2 separate regions of the Homo sapiens genome follow, and region 1 is linked to region 2. Evidence: read pairs that join two places in POLR2A ChIA-PET (ENCODE). Cell type or tissue: MCF 10A. All regions are shown on one strand. Region 1 overlaps SPAST (spastin). Region 2 overlaps YIPF4 (Yip1 domain family member 4).

What was found. Peaks named below come from ENCODE experiments on the same cell type or tissue, not always from the same donor. Only the 100,000 strongest peaks of a DNase experiment are listed, where the experiment ranks them.
Region 1: POLR2A ChIA-PET joins it to region 2 with 5 read pairs; 2 of 35 experiments call an interaction of 5 or more read pairs at or near these places.

What each region holds. Positions count from the first base shown.
Region 1 is chr2:32,129,299-32,133,298 of GRCh38, forward strand. All of the region lies in intron 9 of SPAST (spastin), which reads left to right. Among named protein-coding and RNA genes, the nearest start is that of SLC30A6-DT, 34 kb to the right of the region's middle. In MCF 10A, no CTCF peak of the experiment used is centred here; no DNase peak of the experiment used is centred here.
Region 2 is chr2:32,287,010-32,291,009 of GRCh38, forward strand. YIPF4 (Yip1 domain family member 4) reads left to right here. Exons shown (of 6, transcript NM_032312.4): 2 at 3,474-3,627. Among named protein-coding and RNA genes, the nearest start is that of YIPF4, 11 kb to the left of the region's middle. In MCF 10A, no CTCF peak of the experiment used is centred here; a DNase peak (open chromatin) is centred at 2,342.

The sequences.
Region 1 (4,000 bases), 160 kb before region 2:
GGCTACTTTCAAATTCCTGGGCTTAAGCAATCCTCCTGCCTCGGACTCTCAAAGTGCTGGAATTACAAGTGTGAGCCACCACACCTGGCCAGTAGATTTTCCCTGCTTTCTTTTGATTGTTTATAATTTTGTTTTCTTTTTCCATTCACCCTCTGCTGACCCTATAGTATTATTCAAAGAAGTGTTCAGTCTAGTTTTGGGGTAGGGCAAGCATAACTACAGTGCTTAAAGAGAGTAATTTGTCTGGTGTGCAGAACTAGTGTGTAAATATAACTGGTGCATTGCAAAACTGTGAAGTAGTTTCTGTCAAACCTTACACTGCTTTGTCTTTCTCCCTCTCTCCCTTTCTCTTGGTTGCCCCCTCCCCCTCCCAATGATACCTTAGTCTCTGCTTGCCTTTATCAAAACCTTTATGATTGGCCGGGCACAGTGGCCCATGCCTATAATCCTAGCATTTTGGGAGGCTGAGGCAGGAAGATCACCTGAGCCCAGAAGTTGGAGACCAGCCTAGGCAACATGGTGAAACCCCATCTCTTCCAAAAATAAAAAATAGAGCCAGGTGTGGTGGCATGCACCTGTAGTCCCAGCTACTCAGGAAGCTGAGGCGAGAGGATCTCTTGAGCCTGAGAGGTTGAGGCTGCAGTGAACTGTGATCATGCCACTGCACTCCAGCCTGAGTGACAGTGTGAGACCCTGTCTCAAAGAAACAAAACAAGGGGGGGCATGGTGGCTAACTCCTGTAATCCCAGTACTTTGGGAGACTGAGGCAGGAGGATTGCTTGAGGCCAGGAGTTCAATACCACCCTGGGCAACATAGTGAGACCCCCATCTCTACAAAAAATAAAAAATTTAGCTGGACATGCCAGCGAATACGTGGTCCCAGCAAATCAGGAGGCTGAGGTGGGAGGATCACTTGAGTCAAGGAGGTTGAGGTTGCAGTGAGCCACGATCATGCCAATGCATTCCAACCTGGGCGTCAGAGCAAGACCACGTCTCAAAAACAAAACAAAACAAACTTTTATGGTTGAAAGTGTTTTGGCAAACATACTTAAACTGAAATGTGAATCTCTGATGAAAGAACATGTTACCTGTAAAAGTTTGAAGTGTCAGCATTTGTTGCACCGAAATCCAGAGGTGAGGCCAGGTGTGGTGGCTCACGCCTGTAATCCCAGCACTTTGGGAAGCCAAGGCTGGCAGATCACCTGAGGTCAGGAGTTCAAAACCAGCCTGGCCAACATTGCAAAACCCCGTCTCGACTAAAAATACAAAAATTAGCCAGACTTGGTGGTGTGCGCCTGTAATCCCAGCTATTCGGGAGGCTGAGACACGAGAATTGCTCGAACCCAGGAGGCAGAGGTTGCAGTGAGCCGAGATGGCACCACTGCACTCCAGCCTGGGCAACTGAGTGAGACTCTGTCTCAAAAAAAAAAAAAAAAAAAAATCCAGAGGTGAATCCAGAGGTGATCACCACATGATATCCAGATAGCCTCTTTCCATGAGAGGCTCAAAGGATAATTTTACTGTCTACAGTTTTGCAGCGAGAGAAACTTGATTTTATCAGTACACCAAGAGCAGATCTATGTCTTCGGAACAGACATGAGATCAGAATTGTCTAGCTGCTATGAACAGCATGTTCTCTCCCTGTACCTATAGACATGTATGGGAAACTTATTTGTAAGGTTGTATAATGAGCAGTGAGTTAAAGCAAACTTGACATGTTGACCATAGTTGTTATGGCATTGGACTAAAGTAGCCTCCATCACTATGATAGAGATAGCCTTGGTGTTGGACCCATAGTTTTTGAAGTCTGTTTGCTAAGACTCCCTCTTCCTTAGGCAGTTCTTCAAATATTATTATGCTTTTTCCTGTCATGGGATTCCTCTTCATGGAGTTTCCTTTCTCAGGAACACTATCTTCTCCTGGTTAATTTGTACTTATTCTTCAGATACCAGTTGAAATGTTACAACCTTCCCTGACCCTCCAAACTATTCCCCGTTATTATTCTCCTAGCACCACTTGCACCTCATTTTCATACTCACTGGAGTTGCAATTCATATTCATTGATAGGATTATTTTAATTGTATCTGATATCACTGTCACCTCCACTAGAAGATGGTCTCCATGCGGGCAGAGACTATCACCATGTGTTCTTCACTTCAATTTTCAGTAGTTGGCTGTGAGTAGGTATTGAATAAATATTTGTGGAGTAATCATAATGAGGTATAGATATTATTCTCATAGCTCTATTTTATTAATTAGGGAATTACAGAATTCAGTGATCTGCTCAGGATCTCATAACCAGGAAGTGGGAAACTAGGATTTGAGCTCCAGTGAGTGTGGCCTTTCATTAAAAATATTACAGCAACCATTCTCTTTTTTTTTTTTTTTTTTTTTGAGATGGAGTCTTGCTCTGGAGTGCAGTGGCGTGATCTCGGCTCACTGCAGCCTCTGCCTCCCGGGTTCAAGTGATCCCCCTGCCTTAGCCTGCTGAGTAGCTGGGACTACAGGCACCCGCCACGACACTTGGCTAATTTTTGTATTTTAGTAGAGACGGGGTTTCACCATGTTGGCCAGGATGGTCTCGATCTCCTGACCTTGTGATCCGCCCGCATCTACCTCCCAAAGTGCTGGATTATAGGCGTAAGCCACCACACCCGGCCTACAGCAACCATTCTCTTTTATCCATACTTTTTTCAAGAGTACTGTTTCATCTTCATGTTTTCAGAAACAACATAGCATTCATGATCTTAACCCCCAATTCTGATACTGCCTGAATATCTTGAAGTAAGTTTACTTTTAAGAAAGTTGAGGCTAGGTGTGGTGGCTCATGCCTGTAATCCCAGCACTTTGGGAGGCCAAGGCAGGTGGATCACTTGAGCTCAGGAGTTCAAGACCAGGCTGGGCAACATGGCGAAACCCTGTCTCTACCAGAAATACAAAAAATTAGTCGGGCGTGGTGGCGTGTGCCTGTGGTCCCAGCCACTTGGGAGACTGAAGTGGGAGGATTTCTTGAGCTTGGGAGGTGGAGTTTGCTGTGAGCCGAGAGATCATGCCACTGTACTCCAGCCTGGGTGGCAGAGTGAGATCCCATCTCAAAAAAAGAAAAGAAAAAGAAAATTGAAATGTCTAGTCTATCATTTTGTCAGTTCTATCTAATACAATTTTTTCCTTATGTCTAACTGAAATCTGCTTTTTCTAATTTTTACATACTTGATTTAACAAAACTCAATCTTTTTTTTTTTTTATGAGACAGCCTTTCAAATATATAGGAACTTAATGTTATATCTGCTTCCCTCCAGTCCCCAGAATAGTTACTATTTTAGTTGTCTTTCTATGGTCTCATGCCAGTTTGTCAGTATGCCTAGATAAGAACTGAATATTTTACCTCAGATGTGACCTGACTTTGAAGACTTAAAAAGGAAGCATTGTGCCAGGCGCAGTGGCTCACACCTGTGATCCCAGCACTTTGGGAGGCCGAGGTGGGCAGGTCAGGAGTTTGAGACCAGCCTGATTAACATGGAGAAACCCCATGTTTCTCTACTAAATACAAATCTCTACTAAATACTAAATACTAAATCTCTACTAAAAATACAAAAGATGAGCTGGGCATTGTGGCACATGCCTGTAATCCCAGCTACTCGGGAGGCTGAGGCAGGAGAATCACTTGAGCCCAGGAGGCGGAGGTTGCGGTGAGCCGAGATTGCGCCATTCCACTCCAGCCTGGGCAACAAAAGTGAAACTCCATCTCAAAAAAAAAAAGCAGCAGCATTGTGTAATATTATGTAGATGTTGTGTCTCATGATCTATCCTGAGAAAGCTTTTGGGAGGAACTGCATCATAGTCATGGACAACATTTGTGTTATTAAAATATCTAGATTATTTTCCACAAAAAATCAGTTACATATGTATCTTAACATGTTGTATTATTGTTTAACCTTGTTTATTGAATAACTAACATGTAGAAAAGTATTTATAGCATAAGTATACAGCTGTATACAGC
Region 2 (4,000 bases):
CAAGGCAGGTGTATTACATGAGGCCAGGAGTTCAGGACCAGACTGGCCAACATGTTGAAACCCCATCTCTACTAAAAATACAAAACTTAGCTGGGCATGGTGGTGCATGCCTGTAATCCCAGCTACTCGAGAGGCTGAGGTAGTTGAATCGCTTGAACCTGGGAGGTGGAGATTGCAGTGAGTTGTGATCATGGCACTGCACTCCAGCCTGGACAAGAGAGTCTGTCTCTAAAATAAATAAAATGGTATCCTTATAACTCAAATGAAATAATGAAATTTATTAATATCTTTTAGTGCAAAAACATATGCTTGTTTTTGTTTCTGTGGCACATATACACAACTCTGGGTCATACTGAAGCACACATAGACTTCATTTTCAAGTCTGAGATGAGATGAAACGAGATGATTTTTGTCCTTGCTCTTGTTGCTTATTAAATAAGGAAAAGCTTCTTTACGTATATAAGAATGTGTCAAGTGCCACAAAATGTTCATTGTTTATTGCAGGATACTCTTCTTTCACAGAAATCGGGAACTTGTCTAGGGGCAGATCAGTAGTAAATTTCATCTTCAGTGTACTATCACACTGCACTGTGAGAATTTTTCACATTCTCAGGCTGAGCAGAAGATTCAGAGAAAGGACCCCATACCCAGTCATACATTTGAGTTGAAAGGGAAGAAAAATTCCTGTTAAATTTTGTTGTGTGGGTTTTCCAAAGGTGGCTTTCAGTAAGACTTGAAATTTACTGATACTCTTCACTCTGAGCCAAAACAGCTGTAGAAACATTTTTAAAATTTCCTTTTACAATAGATTTTTTAAAAGATTGTATCTTTTTAAATCCACTTTTATATTTATTATCCTTTACATTGTTTTTACTTAGGAAATGACAAGAATATTTTATATATAGTATAGTAAGGAAGAATTAACCTAAAATTCATGTTTTACTATCTGGACGTCTATCCAAGAGCTGACAACCAAGCTAGCTTGTTCTTACTCTGGTTTAAATTAAATCAGCCATGCTCCTGGAGTAATTTTTAATTGTTTTTCTTGCTCTCTGACATCATTCTCCACTTGTTAACTTGATAACATGTTAAACTACTACTAATTTTTTGGACTTTCCTGTTCTTTCTCACTGACAGTTATGTCTTGGGGGTCCTGGGGGAGGTGTCAAACTGCTATTGTTGGCATTCCTACATATGTCCTTGATATTTTTTCTACTTTACATGGAACAGAAAGTACTAGAAAATTTGTAAGCTGAAGATGCCTTTTTGAGGTTCTTGCATCTGCGCTATGACAAACTGCTAAACATGTACAGTTCTTGAGCACAACATTCCTTAGCACTATAATTTATATATCCTTTTTTGGTTTAGATTAAGGACTTTAAGTACAGTCCTTTCTAGAAACCAGGAAACAGTTGTTAAGGTCCTTTCCAGCCTCATAACTGCAAAACCTCTAATGTCACTGCTGTACTAATGATTTCTGGATGTAAATCTTCTTCTTGTTAAGAAAAAACACTCTTGGCCTGGCGCGGTGGCTCACACCTGTAATCCCAGCACTTGGGGAAGGCCAGGGTGGGCAGATTATCTGAGGTCAGGAGTTCGAGACCAGCCTGGCCAACATGGCAAAACCCCATCTCTACTAAAAATACAAAAATTAGCCAGGCATGCTGGTACACGCCAGTAATCTCAGCTACTCAGGAGGCCGAGGCAGGAGAATTACTTGAACCCAGGAGGTGGAGGTTGCAGTGAGCCGAGATTGCCCCACTGCACTCCAGCCTGGGAGACAGAGCAATAAATAAATAAATAAATAAAAATTAGCCGGGCATGGTTGTGTGCACCTGTAATCCCAACTCAGGAGGCTGGGGCAGGAGAATGGCTTGAACCTAGGAGACAGAGGTTGCGGTGAGCCGAGATGACACCACTGCACTCCAGCCTGACAACAGAGTGAGGCTCTGATACAAAAAAAAGAAGAAATAACACTCTTTGTATCTATTAGAAATAGACTTTTAAATTCCACCTCTCTCATTTCAACTTAGACAAAGAAGTAGCAAGCACTTATAAGAGAGTATTTTCACTATGCAATTATATGATAACATGTACAGGGATTATTTTTGAACTTTAAGTGGTGAATTCAAATCTGGTTATATTTTATCTCTGAGTGAGCGCCTTTATAAAAACTTTTTAGAATTATATAATGTTTAACCTGGAAAGAACTTTGAATAGGAAACTAGGGCCCGGAAAACATGAATGATTTGCTGTATCAGTTAGTAGCTAAGCTGGGACTTAGCTTCAGAATGTAAACATTTGTCAAACTTAATTGCAGGAGTTGTCATAAGCCGACCAGGATGTGACTCATAGAGTATTGTGCAAATTAAGCTCTTTGTACTGTATATGAAAAATGGTTTTTTGTTTTTTAAGGAAGCTAACTTTGGTATTGGTTGGACATGATCTCCAGAGAGGTATCTATCTGTGTTAGAGTGTTCTGGTTTGGTGTTTCCAAAAGTATTTTTCTGAAATAATACTATAATCATGTGACTTGCACTGACAGTATTGATGGTTGTTTATTAATGTATATTATCTGGTCCTACAAATGTGCTTTTTCTTTTTAATCCCTATGTGACCTCAGGCAAATCCTTAACTATTTCCATTTTTTAACTAGCAAAGATGGCATTAGTACTACCATGATTATCTGTAACCCCTGAGATACTGTGCAGACTCTACATGGAATTTATTTTTTAATGTGGATAACTGAATCTCTTCACCTCTTGTTAGAGCCGACCTAAAAAATAAAAACAAAAAGAAAACATAGCCTTTATTTATTTTTGCCAAAACTGAAGATGAATGATGTAATTATGTGAAGAAAAGGGAAGTTTTGGCTGAAATAACAGGGGACTCTTACTCATCAGACTTATCAAGAATTAAGCATTAATATATGAAACACTTAGCATAGATATGTGATGATTTAAATGAAAGAATATATGAATAAATAAATACATGAAAAGGTAGAGAAAAATTATCTACGAATTTCCTTTAGTAAATAAATTGTCTAATAGTTTGTATATATACATATGTAATGCCTCTGAAAAGAATTTATTCAGTTACTTTGTTCTGAGGCACATGATATGTGTAAGAATGAAGGAATCCAAAATGATGTCATGTAATGTATTTTGCATATATTTTCCATGGAAATTTTAAGGAATTACTGTTGTTAAGTCTAGATTCTGGTACCAGTCTGGCTAATTAGCTGTGAAACCTTTTGTACGTTTTTTCACTTCTTTCATCTTTCATTTTATTCTTATAAAATAAATGATGGTTTTTAGATGTCTGTCAACTATAAAATTTGAAGATTATATGCAATAGCAGATGTTCTTAGAGATCTTCAAATGATAATTATTTTAGTTGAATATCTGCTCACTTTGGTTAAGATTCACATGTTGTGCCTTAGTTTATATAGTTTTATCCTCTTTTCTCCTAAGATCTCAGTGGTTCAATAGCATCCCCAGATGTCAAATTAAATCTTGGTGGAGATTTTATCAAAGAATCTACAGCTACTACATTTCTGAGACAAAGAGGTTATGGCTGGCTTCTGGAAGTTGAAGATGATGATCCTGAAGATAACAAGCCACTCTTGTATGTAAAAATAATAATATATATTTTTTGTTTTTTGAGCTAGTCTGTGGGATGATTATATTCTTCTTGTTATTTAGAGAGAAAGCATTAACCTTTTTTGGTCAAAAGCTATAGTGATTGTCAATTTTACTAGTAATTTAAAAAACTGAAATAATAATGAGAGAATATTTTTTAACCAATTAAAAGACAAAAATTAAAAGAATGGTAATCCTGTATCTCACACACATGTGTGTCTACTCCAGCTTACCTGGGTCTGTCAGCTATCTGAAGTAATCATGCAATTTAAAAAAGCAGGGCTCTTAGGTACTAGCTGTTGAAATTAAGGTTCGGACAAATTAAGATTTCCAAGAAGATTACCACTCCAAAATCTCTT